Linked DNA regions of Homo sapiens: all the other regions are linked to region 1. Evidence: chromatin loops called from intact Hi-C (ENCODE). Cell type or tissue: IMR-90. All regions are shown on one strand.

Region 1 (5,000 bases):
TTAAATGAGTGGACTTTGAGTAAAGCAGAATGCCCTCCATAATATGGGTGGGCCTCATTCAATCAGCTGAAGGCCTAAATGGAACAAAAGACTGACCTTTCCTGAGCAAGTATAAATCCTGCAGCAGACAGCCTTCAGACTTGAACCACAGCACTGGCTCTTCCCAGGTTATCTAGCCTACTGGTCCACCCTGTAAATTTGGGACTTCCAGCTTCTGTAATCACATAAGCCAATTCTTCAAAAATCAATCTCTTTAAATATATATACACATATATATACACACATATATATACATATATATGAATATATATACATATATACACATATATACATATATACACACACATATACATATATACACATATATACATATATACACATATATATACATATATATACACATATATATATATACATATATATACACATATATATATAAAACATATCATGTATTAGTTATATTTCTCCAGAGAACTCTGACTAATACACATGGCTAAGCTGTTGAGATGTAGTTCTCCTGGGAGTCAACCCTCCTGCAGGAAACCAAGTTCTTCCAAGGGCCATCTGCTCTGGAAGCATGAGCTTCCATCTCATGCCTCTTCCTTTCATCCATGCGCAAAGACTTATACAGCCCCCTGGCATTCCCAGGACACCTTGCTGGTCACTTCCCAAACTAAAGGGCAGAAAAGAATCCCATATAACAAAAACTGTTGCTCAGCTGCTATACTAGGAACTCAAGGAAACATTTCTTTGTCTATGATGTCATCGTAAACAATCTTACCAGGAGCAATAATATTCATATGCCGCATGCAAACATCACACCGTCACTTCGTGCTAACACTTGACTGAAGTCTGAGAGGCTGAAGAAAGAGCAGAATAGTTAAGAGCATGAGCCCTGGAGGTCTAACTGCTGGGACTCCAGTCTCCACTCTGCCACAAACTAGCTGAGTAAAATGTGCCAATTCCCTTAACCTCAATTCTCTCATCTTTAAAATGGGATGCAATAATTATACCTATTTCACAGGACTGTAATAAAACCAAGTGGAAAAAATACAAGTGAAGCACATATCCCTGTGCCTGACATACGGCCCATGCTCTGTAAAGGTTACTGGTATTTATTGCTGCAGCAAGAAGCCCAGGCCTTAAAGAGTCTTCTACAAATGCACGCAGTACTCTGAAGAAGGTGATTAAATCAGTTATGACTCTGTGGGTTGCAAGTGAAAAGCAGAAAATCCTTCAAAAGATATAGAGCCCTCAAGAACTCTTGGAGGGCATGCTACCACAGACGAGTCTCTTCCACAGTAGCCCCAGAAGTGGTTGCACCACCACATAGATTGGATCCTATGGTGAAAGGCTGGGCTCACTTTAAGGCTGGGCAGACTGAATTGTGAAGAAACTCTGCGACTTATTCATAGATTGTGAGAATAAATGGTAAACAAGTAAATGAGCAAATACATCCATGCCAGGAAGGAAACAAACAGGGTGCTTTAACATTTAAAAAGAAGTGGGTGTGTCATACCCAGCACAGGCAATTCCATACAGACAAGACGGTAGATGAGTGGATGCCAGAGGCTGGGAGGAATGCGAGGTGGGCCGTGACTTCTTCATGGTATGAGGTTTCTTTTGGGGACAATGGAAATGTTCTGAAGTTAGATAGTGGTGATGGCCGTATAATATTGTGAATATACCGAAAACCATTGAATCGTACACTTTTAAATGGTGAATGTGGTGTTTTGTGAAATCTTATGTGAATTATATCACAATTAAATTTTTAATTAAAAAAGAAAAGCTGGCTGGGGCCGGGCCTATTTTAGATGAGGTAGTCAAAAAAGTTCCCTCCAAGGGGTTTCTATGACCAGAGGACTGAGAAATGGGAAGGAGCCAGCCTTTGGAAGATGCACGGAAGAGCTCACTGTGCAGATGGAAGAGCAAATGCAGATGCCACAGAGTGTGCCCCGCTTGGCAAGGTCCATGTGCTGTCCCAGATTCGGCCCCTGGGAAGGAAGAGAGAAAGAGAGCTTGAAGTGTAGGAAGAAGCTATATCCTAGAAGGCCTTGGTAGGGCACAGTAAGAAGTGGGGAGTTCATGCTAAATGAAATTGAAACCCACAGAAGGCTTTTCCGCAAAGGAGTGCCCACCCCACTTGCCATTTTTGGAAGATCGCTCCCAGCTCCCAGCACGCAAAGCACCCATTACCAAGTGGCAGGACCAACACAAGGTATGAGACATTGATGAGATTCATTCTCATTAGTTGGAAGCTTCTGCACTTTCAACAAAACTGTAACCAGGGGCTACGAATTAGATGATGAGCTTATTCTTAAGAAGACATGTTATAAAAGGTAATATGAAACAATATGGATTTCTTGTCTATTCCAAAAGGCACCTTCTCTCTTTCCCCATAAAATACTTGGTAATAAAAGGATACTCTGTCACCTCCCAGCTTCCTGGAGTGACAATGGCAATGCTGTCATTATTAAGTCAAGAGCGCCCTCTACAGTTATGAGTCTAGATTACAGCTTACTATTAGCCTCGAACAATGTCTACTTTTGTGAAAAATTACCATCCCCTCAGCTCATGCCATCCATGATAAGCTAGTCCCACCAACTCTTTCCTGAAAACTGAAGGAAAATATTCAAAGGAAGTGACATTGGCAGCTTTCTTGGATGACTGAAATGTCAACACAAATGTGTCGGCTCTTTGGAGTAACAGTCTCCATAGGCCAAAAGGAGGATGGTCGGGTGTATGTGTGTGTGTACAATATACATCTATCTACTCACTGCTAATCAATATTTGATCTCATTATGTAACTGGAAAAAGAGAACATGTGTTTGATCACTTTGTGATTATCAAAATACTTGATATCAAGTCGGTGAAAAGTACTTCAAAAATGTAGAAGTTTATTATCTTGCCATAAAATAATAGAACAAAGAGGCAAGGGACTGGCTTCCATTGGCCCAGTGACAGCAGCAGGAGGCTAGGAGAAGCTCAACCAACAGCTGAGCAGTAGTATGGACGGGTTGAAAAAGCAATTGATATTTGGGAGGAAGGCTTTGACCAAAAAAGTGGGGAGATGGATGGAACCATGAAAATCGCATGAAAAAGTGCGAGAAGCTTTTTTAAAAATTCCCCAGGAGAGGGATTTTAAAAAGAATACCCAGAGAGAGGCGCCTGTGAGCAGCTGGAGAGGACAGGGAGGACTATTTGTCTAGGAAATTAGAGCTGTTAGGCAGAGCTGAACTGCCTAGAGAATGGGAAATCATAATTTGTGAAACGCTTTTATTGCACCCCGCCATGGTGGATTCCTTGTCCCAAATATTCTTACGCAAAATTTATTCGGGAAGGAGAAAGAAAGGGCATGCGAGTTCAGAACCTGTCTCACGCCTCTAAAACTTCCAGGCCACCTTCAGTACAAAGAATGGGGGGAATGTCCGGGCGAGCCACGGGAGGCGTTGGGGAGAGGGGAAAACGGATTCCTTCCTGCCGTTCTGCTTCCACTGATTAATACAGCCATTAAAAAATGAAATCTGTTCCTTAGACAAAATATGGTGAAACATTCCTGCGCGCTCCATCCTTGAAACAGATTTCAGTATTGGCCTGTCTTCTCAGTGTTTGTTTTGGTTCCTTCAGCCCACGCTGGAGTCCATGGGTTTTTTCCTTCACTCATCATCTCGCCTCCTGCTGCTTCAGCCGAGAATGAAGTAATAATTCAGCAAGCTGTTCAGGACTTCCCATCAGCCCAACTGCACCGCGCCGTGTTTTGAGGGCTCAGGCATCCTTGAACTCCACGGCAGAGCAAGCCGCGGGAAGGAACTCACTCATGTTGGCTCCCTTGCCTCAATTAAGGCAGTTTAGGAAGCAAAGTGAGAGAAGCACTTTAAAAAGCACAAGAATATCTCCTCGTGGGTCCTCACTTGCATGTTCTTACGAAGCCGGATTGTTCGTAGCCTACTCTGCAATTTCAGAGTGGTGAGTGGCTCCAAAGCAGCTTACAAGGAAACATAACTGTCACAGAGGCTAAGAGATTGCTTAAAAATAAATTACTGATTCTCTTTTCCTGAGAGCAACCTGCTGTGACCTTTGGAAGGCTTCTTTTGGGTCTTCAATTTTGCATCTGCCTGAGCTAAAAGGGATTGCCAGAGTCCCACTGTTTGGTTTATGACCCAGCTCATCCCTGTCCCTTGGAGGACGTGAGGACATGAGCCTGGCATTAGTGCACACTGTAAATGTGTTTGTGCCCAGAACTCTCTAGAATAGAAAGGTTTCCAAGTACTTCACTATAATGACTTAGTCACAAATGAATTTTAATATGCTAGAAGAACATGAGTATTTTGGATGAAAAGCCAATCTTTTCGTCCCCCCTTTTAAAATAGAAAGAAGCATAGCATCTGAGCTCTGTGGAAGGGACCATCCAAAACTAATGAAATACCATCTTAACGTAAGCACCTAAAGCAAGCATGTGTGCGCCATGGGGGCCTCAGTCCTGGTGGTTTCCTGGAGAAGATTTCACATGAGAGAGAAAAAGCTTCTCTGTTCCCTGATGCAGTGTGGATATTTTTAAATGGACTTTATGCGTTTTTTGTTTATTTGGTTTGGTGCTGAAAAATTAGACAAGGCACTCAGCTCTCTTCACATGACTAAAGTTTGAACTTGTGCATAATGAGTGCAAAATAGTGTCTGAAAATAGCAAAGAACAGAAGAGTAAGATGATCAGCGGGAAGGGAGGCAGCACGTCATAGGGAAGGCAGCCAGTACTCTGAAAAGCAATCCAACAAATAATTAACTGGTTGAAAGCCAAGAGGACAGTATGATAACAGACACTGATAGACACTAATTATAAGTGCAGTACTGTGAAACATGAAGAAATGATATGGTTAACAATCCTAAAAATGTTACAATGGGCAATGTAAGATGAGCAAGGAAGCTACAAGGAACACTCTATCGTGTTATATTTTGGCTGCTAATTTCTAGCAATAACACATTTATAATGATATGCTATTAAC
Region 2 (5,000 bases), 1.3 Mb before region 1:
CACCTCTGCCACATTTTCCTAAATCACTGCTTTCAACAGGTCATTCTAATACTTAAAAACCCTGCAAAGCTTCCCAATGCCTATATCAATGTAAGTTCCTTATTTCTAGCTATTCCTGCTCTCTCACTGCCTCCTTGTCCTGACTTCTGTATATTATAGCTAAACTAAGTTTGCTCACACAGCTCCAAGCTAACCTGTGCACCTCTGTCTTGTGCTTTTGTCATATATTGTTCATCCATTGAAATGTCAGCTTTCCATCCCTGGAATCATTACTCATATACTTCCTCTGATTTTTTTCTCACCACTGACCAACTAGGTGGTCATTAAGATTTCTTAATTCTAAATAGTAAATATTTCTCATCTGTCTCTATTTTTCTTTACCACTATTCTAGATTAGCTGATGTTTCTTGAGGTATATGAAGTTACAGCCCTCTATGCCTTTGTTTATGCCATTCCTCTTAAACAGAATAGCATCTCTCCTTTCTTTCACTTGGCAATATCTAATTTACTGAGACCAAGTACAAATATCACTCCTTTGTAAACTTTTGCAGGCAAAATTAGAACCTCCCTCTCCTGTACATATATTGTTCTGTATACTGATAATAGCATCAATAATACTGTGCCATATAACCTGAGGACTGGGGAACTGACTTGTCTATTCTTTTCTTTGTACAACCAGAAATGGCAGTGTCCAACATATAGTATATGTTGAATAAATATTTATTTTGAAAGAACAATAAACTTTCATTTGAATCCTAAAGGCATATTTCACATGACGTTAAAAAAAATACTGAGATCAATGTTGAAGAACACATTGCTCTTTCCTTACCTTAAATTTTAAGGCAGGTGTTTGTGTCATAGATGATGCTTTCAATCCGTGAAGCCGTTCTTCTATTTCCTTCAGCCTAAGAAGGGGTATGAGATTATATACACACACGTATTTATAATTTCATAAATATTAGATGCTTGCTAGCTTACTAAAGTATAAAGACGCAGATGATGGCCCACTATCCCTCACATTAATCCTGGTTGACAGTATTTAATAAATGTCTCTGCCACAGTACAGAAAGTATATAAAAATTTATGAAATAATTAGTAAAGTACCGCTAGTTGTCATGATACCTGCTGTTAACAGCTTTTTTGTAGTAAAATGTGAGTCATATACAAGCACATATACATCTTTTAAAAAATTATACCAAATGGTTAATACCATATATACTGTTCTCTCTTTTCTATACTTAAGAGTTTAGAGATCTTTTCATTTCATTGCCTCCTGACCTACTTCAATTTTTTTTTTGTAACAACTATGACTGTCCAAAATACAGGTGAACCATATAGTCTAACCCTTCTGTTGATGAACATCATTTTCAATTACAATGTTTCATAGCTACTTACATTTAGTAAACTATGGAATTAAGTTATTATTATCATTATTATTTTTTAAAAGCTATAGTTGGCCAGGCGCAGTAGCTTATGTCTGGAATCCCAGCACTTTGGGAGGCTCAGGTGGGTGGATCACTTAAGGTCAGGAGTTCAAGACCAGCCTGGCCAACATGGTGAAATCTCATCTCTACTAAAAATACAAAAATGAGCCGGGCGTGGTAGCAGTTGCCTGTAATCCCAGCTACTGGGGAGACAGGGGCAGGAGAATCACTTGAACCTGGAAGACAAGAGGTTGTAGTGAGCTGAGACCGTGCCACTGCACTCCAGCCTGGGCAACAGAGCAAGACTCCGTCTCCAAAAAAAAAAAAAAAAAAAAAAATTTGTTATTTTCCATGCTTTTTTTTTCTTTTTTTAAAGTTTTACTGGATTTATACATCTAAAATGCTGCTCCGAGTATTGCCAAACATGACATTTTATTTCAAACCTGTCAATTATTTTGACACTATAATATTTGTGTGTCTAGCCTATGGTACTTAATAAGATTCTAAATGAAATCCTTAGTTAACATCTGTAAGACAAAAACAAAACTAGTAAAAATTTTAGTCAATTAGCACATTTGTTTTAATATGCTAGTAAATTATCAAAATGAGTGATTTTTCATTTTTATATTAGAATTAATCATATAAAGAGAACAAAGAAGATAAGGCATGTAACTAGAGATGAAGATAGGAATGCAGCAAAGAATTAAAAGATAGTATCAGGAGGGCCACAAATGATTAAATAATAAAATCTTATAATTATATAACACATATAATTATGTTTATACATATAACATGTAAAAAAATATATTTGCTTAAAAAAAGCACTTAAAAATTATTTTCAGAATAATAAGAAAGGTAGAAACCCACCTCAAAAGGTCAGTAAAACTACAAAGGATTATAAACTGGTAAACATTTTCAATAAGGATTCTATGCAGTGACTAAGCTTGGAATAAGTTTTAAATTTCACTCCTAACAAACTGTGAAGAAACGATGAAAGGAAAACAAGGAGAATAACAAAAGAATTTATTTTATGCTACAGGAAAATGCATGTAATTAGCATGAAAATCAACAGTCTCCAGCTTGATTAGGCATGCTATATAGTAATCTTTGTATCTTGAACAATGCATTATTTCTTTATCATGAAATTCTTAGTTTTCTCGTAAGAGGTCCAGTAATTCCATAAAGACATTTAAAAATTTTTCAAAAGATGAGGATATTTTACCGTCGTTTAGTTATATAGAGTTCATCAAGAAGATGTCGTTCTTCATAGCTCATCCATCGTTCATCAGGCAACTCTTCTTCCTTTTGCAGCAACTGTTCATACAGCCGAACTGGATTCCAGCCAGTCATTATGTCATAAGTAATTACACATCCCAAGGAATGTGATACTATTGAGACTTTACCCCCTTTTTCTTCAAAGTCTGGATTCCGAGAACAGAAAAGGGAATACAATCGATTCAGCTCTTGCTGAAGGCCTTTAACTAGCTGTTTGAAATAAGAAAACATTATCATATTAGACTTGTCACTGACTACTATACACTTATTCTAAACTCAAATACATTAAGGTAGAAAAACATACATTACCGATCAAATATACCTAGGTTATTAAAATTAACTTAGGTCTTTCAAAATCTTGCAGGAATGAAGTAAGGTATACATACTATTATAATCCATATCATCACTAAGAACATAGGCAGATACTACCTACATAGATCCTTCTGTAGTCCTTAAACCAACTGTATAAGCCAGCAGTTCCATAGATTAAAAAAAAAAAAAACCAAAGTTCTATGCAAATACCAATAAGATTTTCAAAGACCCCCGCAAATTTCTTTTTTGTTGTAACTTACCCACATGCAATTCTAAATTTTTGTACCTTGTAGTTTTTAGTCAGTAAGTTTTAGAAAATGAGTATCTGGGCTTATGATAATAGGTATACTAACATATTATAAATTATTGTGCATTTAGATAGAGTAATGTAATAAAAGGCCACTGAATGATTGAAGAAAAAACAAAAGTTGATCTACTGGGTATTTCAAAGTTCCCACTAAGTTGGCAATACAGATATAAAAGTAAAAAGTTGTTTTCTATGTCTGGAAAGCAGGGCTATTTTAAGTTTAGAGGTTAATAATGTGGGGAGTATTTTCGTAATTTTTCTTTGTAAAAGTGCTTTCTTTGAAATTAAGCTTTAACAAATATTACTGAAATATTCCATAAAGTCAGAAGAATAAGGTTCTTTTGTTACTCAAACCCATCCTGGGCCCTGATCTGAGTTTTAAGGCAGTCTTCTTTCTTCCTACACTTTACAAACTACTGATTTAATGGCAATGTACATAAACATCTTCTAAGACATGGGTTTTAAGTAAAACTCTAATTAACATAGTTTCAGGAATATGCAGTGTGAAATACTACATGGCTCTGTCTGAAAGGAGCTATAATATGCTTTGGATTTGGCTTTGATAAGAATATCAACCAATCCTTAAAATTTCATTATTTTCCTGATTTACAATCTACATGAGGTAGGTACAGAGAAGGCTAATGTTTAGATAAAATAATTTCCTTTAAAAGCAACAGTTCTTAATCGTTTTTATTTTTGAAGACCTTGATTTTAAGACTTGTACCATGTAAATCTCAAAGCACTAAAAGATATATACTTTAGTACTCTGACAAAACATACCTAATCTTTTTGTTTTTATAAAATACCAGCTTACTCCCATATTAAAGTTTGTTAAAAAAGGAAATCACACTACCAGTAATTAACCTATTTCATATTCAAAAATTTTAAAACATCTCTCACTACACCAAATACTTCATTAGTTTGGCAATCATATATGGGTAAAAAAACAAGATCAAATTATCTAAGGCAGAGAAAGTCTATTTGATACTAAAATATTTCACTATGGAATGAGGCATAGCATGGACAGTTTCTGAAGACCTTGATGATGTCATCTGTTTTAATAATTATACACTTGAAGAGAAATGGCCTTTGTATTTCCTTATTAGAGCATATCTGGATTTGACAGCATTTTCTTTTTCTATTGCTTATGCATATATATGAGACATCTATGGTCAGACATTATGATTTTGAAAGCCAACTTTTTAAACAGCTTTGTACTACCTCTAAATGCTTCTGTATCTCATCCGCTCATCAGTGAAAGGAGAAATTCATTTCTATGTTGTATCCAACGAGTTTACTCTAATTGGAATTTTTTTTCCTTTTCCTTCTCCTTTCTGATCCAATTATATTCTCCTAATTAGGATCCCTTTGTGACCAAGTGTATTCATTTGGGACATCTCAGCCAAGATTAACAATATATACTGTGATCTTAACTTTATTATCTATTAGGTCTACAATATGATCTAATCAACTCAACGAACCTCTTACACAGTAAGCACTGGATAGCTTTTCAAAAGTTTAAAACAATTTCTAATTTCCATAACCACTGCTCAAGAGTTAAAATTTACGAAGGAAATGAACGTAAGGAGGAAAAACCCGGCAGTTTCAAGAGTTGAGTCCAAATACACAAAATATGGCTGAGGAATAGAGTTAGTCCTTTGTTCTCCCTGCTTCAAGAAATT
Region 3 (5,000 bases), 1.3 Mb before region 1:
CAGTCATTGACAACATTTAGTAGTGTTAGAGAGAGTGAACATAAGAAGTCATAGGAGCTGAAAGAAAGGAAACAAGGGTCTCAGGAGAGTTATGGTGCCAGCTGCTTCTGAGAAATGTCCCTATGAGCAAAAATTCTCCATCTTCTTACTGGCAAAGTTGGGATTATGGCAGCCTTAGAACCAGAAAATGGTTATAATTTTTTGTCATGAAGCTCAAAGGGAAACAAAAAGTTTGAGAGATCAAGCAGGGACCGCAGTGGGTGTGGGTACAGTCAAGGGAAGGTATGAGTGACGCTCCTAGATATTCAATGTCTTCCAGGAGAAAGCAGTAAAGGTCAAGTGTTAACATACTTGTTTTTCATCTTACTCCAACAGAAGACCAGATGTAATCTTCCTAAAGAATATTCCCCAACATATCCTGACAACTGTTGGGTGGGGAGGAAGCAAGTTGTACCATGTTACATATAAATGAAAAACCATAAGGTAGCAGACAATACTAAGCATGCACCCGCCCTTATACAAACACAAAGGCAGAGGAAAAGTTCACCCTAACAATCTGCCAATGGACTATTTTTGGGGAATGCACATACATACACACACACACCAAAAAACAAAACAAAACACAATAGTAAAAACTCTTCTCATAGTCTCCAAAAAGGATAGTACTTAAATTTTAAATTTCTGAGTTAACCTATGTTGGAACAGTTTTGGAGGTGACCTATTTGTCATGAATTGATAAAAGGCCCACATAAACACTATGGAAAGGAATGTTAAACATTAGTTAACACTGTGCAACTTGTTTCCTTAAGTTTGCATTTGTCACCAGAATAGAAAACTAACAAAATATTTCCTGGATATCTTATTTTTTTCTTGATTTTCTTTTTGTTGTTTTGTATTTCTTCTTCTTTTTCCTGGGTATTTTGAATCTGAGGCATAAACGGAAGTCTGTCCAGACCTGATAGGGTACTCTTATGAGAGTCTGGAAGAAAGAAGGGACCAACTGCTAACTCAAGCCTACGGCCATGTGTCAGATTAAAGCTTGCTGATGCTTTAATCTGAGCTTAAAGCATCAGATTACAGAGGTGTATGTGTGGAGGGGAGGTTGGGGGACAAAAACAAAGAGAGGCAGTTTCTGCCCTTTAGGAGTAGTTTCCTATCGATTAGGGGAAACAGTCTGGTATAAGACATGGTTGGGAATCAGGGGACTAGGTTCTAATTCTGACTGTCATTCATTGGCCATGTGATTGTATAGGGTGGAATCGGTCACTTACAAAATGAAGGAATCACATGAGGAGGTGAAACTGTAAAACGAAGGAATTAAATGTGATAGCATTTCTCTAGGTAAATGCCAAATTAAAAAATATGGTTAAATAAATTTGGAGGCCCCCACGCAGCACCAGATAGATTCACAGAGCATTTAGTGTAGCAAAGGCTCTCAAAGCCCTGCTGTAAGGGAGATTTTTGAATTTGTCAATTCCTAAACTTAGTTTCTGACATGACACCTGTTAATATTTGCAGAATATTATTGAGAAAAGAATGGTCTCTATGCCCCTTCCAGCTTTAAAATTCCATCATTAATATTTTTTTACTTTACCACTTCCCTCAGTTGTCACTGTATTTAGTTTTTCATGGAGTTTGCTGCCTTTCACTTCACTTTTCATGACCTTTACTGCTATTTAAATGCTGACATGATACTGTAACAGGGTTGGATTAAATGATCTCTAAAAATCTGTACAGACCCGGAAATTTTACAGTTCTTTGAAAACTATCACAAGCATCTACTGAAGACTGAAAGAGAAAGCATATAACCCAGGCTGTCACCAACTTAGCACTAACATTTACTAAATGAGACCTTTGAGATTCTTATGTTTTAAGTTCAGCCAGAGTACCATCAGATTCCTGGCAGAGGCTTGAGGCACAGGAATGACAGCGGAATACAGATAAGGGATAGAAAACTTTAGAATAGCTACAGAGGTCAACTAACCCAAACATAGTTTAGCAAAACTTAGTTTCTTTTTCTAGTATATGATTGCTACGTTCTTTTTTGCTCTGCCTTGATCTTTAATATTTTACGTGTTTTTAGAAGAGCAATTTTAATACATACACTCAAATTAGTTTTCTCGATTGTCCACATGCCTTACTCATTAATTAGCTGAGAAGATAGAAATACCAATCTAATGGATCAAAAAGAAATTTGTCTTCTACTACAGACTTTACAGGAAAATCTTTTGGCTTGATCTGACTCCACTGGAAGGGGCTCATGTACTATCACTGGAATGAACAGAGGCACTAGCTGTGATACGGTACTGACAATTTCTTTTCCTTTTGTCTACTGTCTAGGTGATGCAAAGCTGGAATATGGTGTGTTAAATTTTCTGCAGACTAGGATGCTTCAGCTCCCAATGAGAAAACAGAGAAAAAAGAGACTAAGGATGAATGTTTACATGTCTGAGGCCTTTAGCGTGAGTATTCAGCATGAAGCATGTTCAGTGTGAGTACTTCAAAAGATAACAGATGCCGTTTAACAGAAAGAAGTAAAACGTAAGATTCCTAAGGCTTGCTTCACATACAAAAGAGCAGTTATTAGAACATCCAGTGTGTGTGTGTGTGTGTGTGTGTGTGTGTAAATACATACTTTTTTTTTTTGGATACAGTGTCCAGCTCTGTCACCCAAGGTGGAGTGCAGTGGTGCAATCTTGGCTCACTGAAGCCTTGACCTCCCGGAATCATGCAGTCCTACCGACCTCAGCCTCCTGAGTAGCTGGGACCACAGGCGTCTGCCAACACACCCAGCTAATCTTTGCATTTTTTGTAGAGTCTGGGTTTCACCATGTTGTCCAGGTTGGTTTTCAACTCTTGGGCTCAAGTAATCTTCCCTGCTTGGCCTCCCAAAGTGCTGGGATTACAGGCATGAGCTGCCACACCTGGCCAAAATCCAGTATATTTTTAAATTATGTCCTAAAACACAGAAACACTGGATTATAAACAAGATTACTGTTGAAAAGAAAGTATGAACTAACATAAGGCCTTAGCAAGACTAATTTTAAAGTAAAAATAAAGCAAGATTTAATCTAAGTCTTATTCTAACGGTTAATAATTCTTGGGAAGCTAACTAAAGTTCAGTGATCTAATCAGTACTTGGGAGAATCATCATAGCATGTACACAAAATAGAGAATAAAATTTTAATGGTATCAAAAACAAAACTTTTTTTGGCCGATTTAGTACTTGCTGGAATAAAGTTGCAAAATGTTACTCAGTAACTGACTTAGCTTCTAATCAAGCCAGAATGACACACAGTCTGTATATTAATTAAGTATATACAAATACATCCAATGTTAACATGCACAGACATAGAAACAAGGATACTACAAAACCGAAATCACCATCTCTACTGATGAAAAATGAACTGAAAACAAAACATCCATCCAGTAGTCCAGAATATCTTATTTTTGAAAAGGTTTTGAATATTGCTCTTTCCAAGAATTCAAATAAACTCCAAATGGTTAAATTTGACTGTTTTCTCAACATGAAAAAAAGGAAGCAGACATATTCCTATGGCTATAGGAACATACCTTTTACTCAGTGATATCAAATTAAAAGGTCTGACATAATTTCACTCTTCTCAGGTAAAAAGGGCTCTTCATATTCTAGTGGTTAAGAATAAATCCCTTCAAGTTCTTATGCATTTGAGTGTCATACCACCTACAGCAACATACGCTCAAGTACCTTTAACGATACAGTCATATAGCATGAGTTTAATTTTCCTGAGAACTAAATTAGACCTACAAAATAAACAGGCTATGAAAATGACCTGAGTTCATAGGAATCTCTAAGTTAGAGATAATTTAGCTTTGCTAAGATTTCATCAAAAGCCTTTTATAGCAAGGGTTTCTTAGTGAGTCACATACTTGGTCATGGAGCCTTGGAATTTTTTTTAAACATTAAAAAGAAGTGCTTTATGTTGTTGTGCAAATTCAGCAAAAGGCCAAAACAGCCAACAGTACTGAAGCACTAAGTAAAACCTACAAGTAAGCCACAGATTCTACTATCTTATGAAGAAAGGAGGAGGTGAGAGATACAGCTGACCAACTTTGCTCCCAGTTTGACAATGATTATTGGGAAGCTAAGCAATTCCTTGCAAGTTAAGAAAAGACAGCACCTTAAGTGGAACCTAGTGGAAACCACTCAGAAGTGAGGGTTGTGTGCAACAGGGATGGCTACTGATCCCCTCTAGGTAACTCCTCTTTTGTGTGAGAATCCAAGAACATAGAAATCAAGCAGGGAAACACCGGCTTCATGGTCATTTCTCTGAATTATGAATTGCAACTTCTGTTATTATTGTTTGCAAACTACTAAAAGGTCACATGTGAATCAAGTCATTGAACAGCATATAAAAGAATATGGCCTGGCTTCAACCCAAGCTTTTCTTTTTTGTTTTTTAGAGACAGGGTCTGGCTCTGTCACCCAGGCTGGAGTGCATTGGTGTGATCAGAGCTCACTGCAGCTTTGAACTTCTGGGCTCGGGTGATCCTCCCACCTCAGCCTCTTGAGTAGCTGGGACTACAGGTGTACACCACTACAAGTGGCTAATTTTTGTCAGTTTTTGCAGAGAAGAGGGTCTCACTATGTTGCCCAAGCTGGTCTTGAAATCCTGGGCTCAAGAGATCCTCCCATCTTGGCCTCCCGAAGTGTTGGGATTACAGGCGTGAACCACGGTGACTAGCTCAATCCAAGCTTTTCTGATTTCTGATGTAATCTAATTCATGGCACTTTAAATGTTTTGGTGCCTTGGTGTATTAACATGTAACATGAGAACAAGATTTATTTACTTACCTCAAGAAGCTAGTACATGGGTTATTGAATGCACTCTTAAACTTTGAGCCCCTCAGATGAAAAGCACTGTGGAAACAATTACAGCTGAAGAAAACCCTTCCAATGCCTCAGAATCCTGACTTACTGTGCCTTGTGTCTCAATGGCACATTGAGAAACAATGTGCAC

Evidence for each region. A loop is a pair of places that touch in the nucleus more often than their neighbours do. Peaks named below come from ENCODE experiments on the same cell type or tissue, not always from the same donor. Only the 100,000 strongest peaks of a DNase experiment are listed, where the experiment ranks them.
Region 2: a loop joins it to region 1, with 12 times the contacts of the local background. A loop is called at or near these places in 5 of 110 quality-filtered maps.
Region 3: it touches region 1 in a loop (5-fold over the local background); 4 of 110 quality-filtered maps call a loop at or near these places.

What each region holds. Positions count from the first base shown.
Region 1 is chr14:54,345,706-54,350,705 of GRCh38, forward strand. No RefSeq gene overlaps it. Among named protein-coding and RNA genes, the nearest start is that of CDKN3, 49 kb to the right of the region's middle. In IMR-90, a CTCF peak has its summit at 2,485 (motif pointing left); no DNase peak of the experiment used is centred here; H3K27ac peaks cover 178 bases.
Region 2 is chr14:53,060,297-53,065,296 of GRCh38, forward strand. DDHD1 (DDHD domain containing 1) reads right to left here. Exons shown (of 13, transcript NM_001160148.2): 7 at 2,647-2,909; 8 at 830-905. Among named protein-coding and RNA genes, the nearest start is that of DDHD1, 91 kb to the right of the region's middle. In IMR-90, no CTCF peak of the experiment used is centred here; a DNase peak (open chromatin) is centred at 2,775.
Region 3 is chr14:53,040,798-53,045,797 of GRCh38, forward strand. It overlaps DDHD1 (DDHD domain containing 1), which reads right to left. Exons shown (of 13, transcript NM_001160148.2): 13 at 1-5,000. Among named protein-coding and RNA genes, the nearest start is that of FERMT2, 92 kb to the left of the region's middle. In IMR-90, no CTCF peak of the experiment used is centred here; DNase peaks (open chromatin) are centred at 2,494 and 3,844; H3K4me3 peaks cover 223 bases; H3K27ac peaks cover 2,380 bases.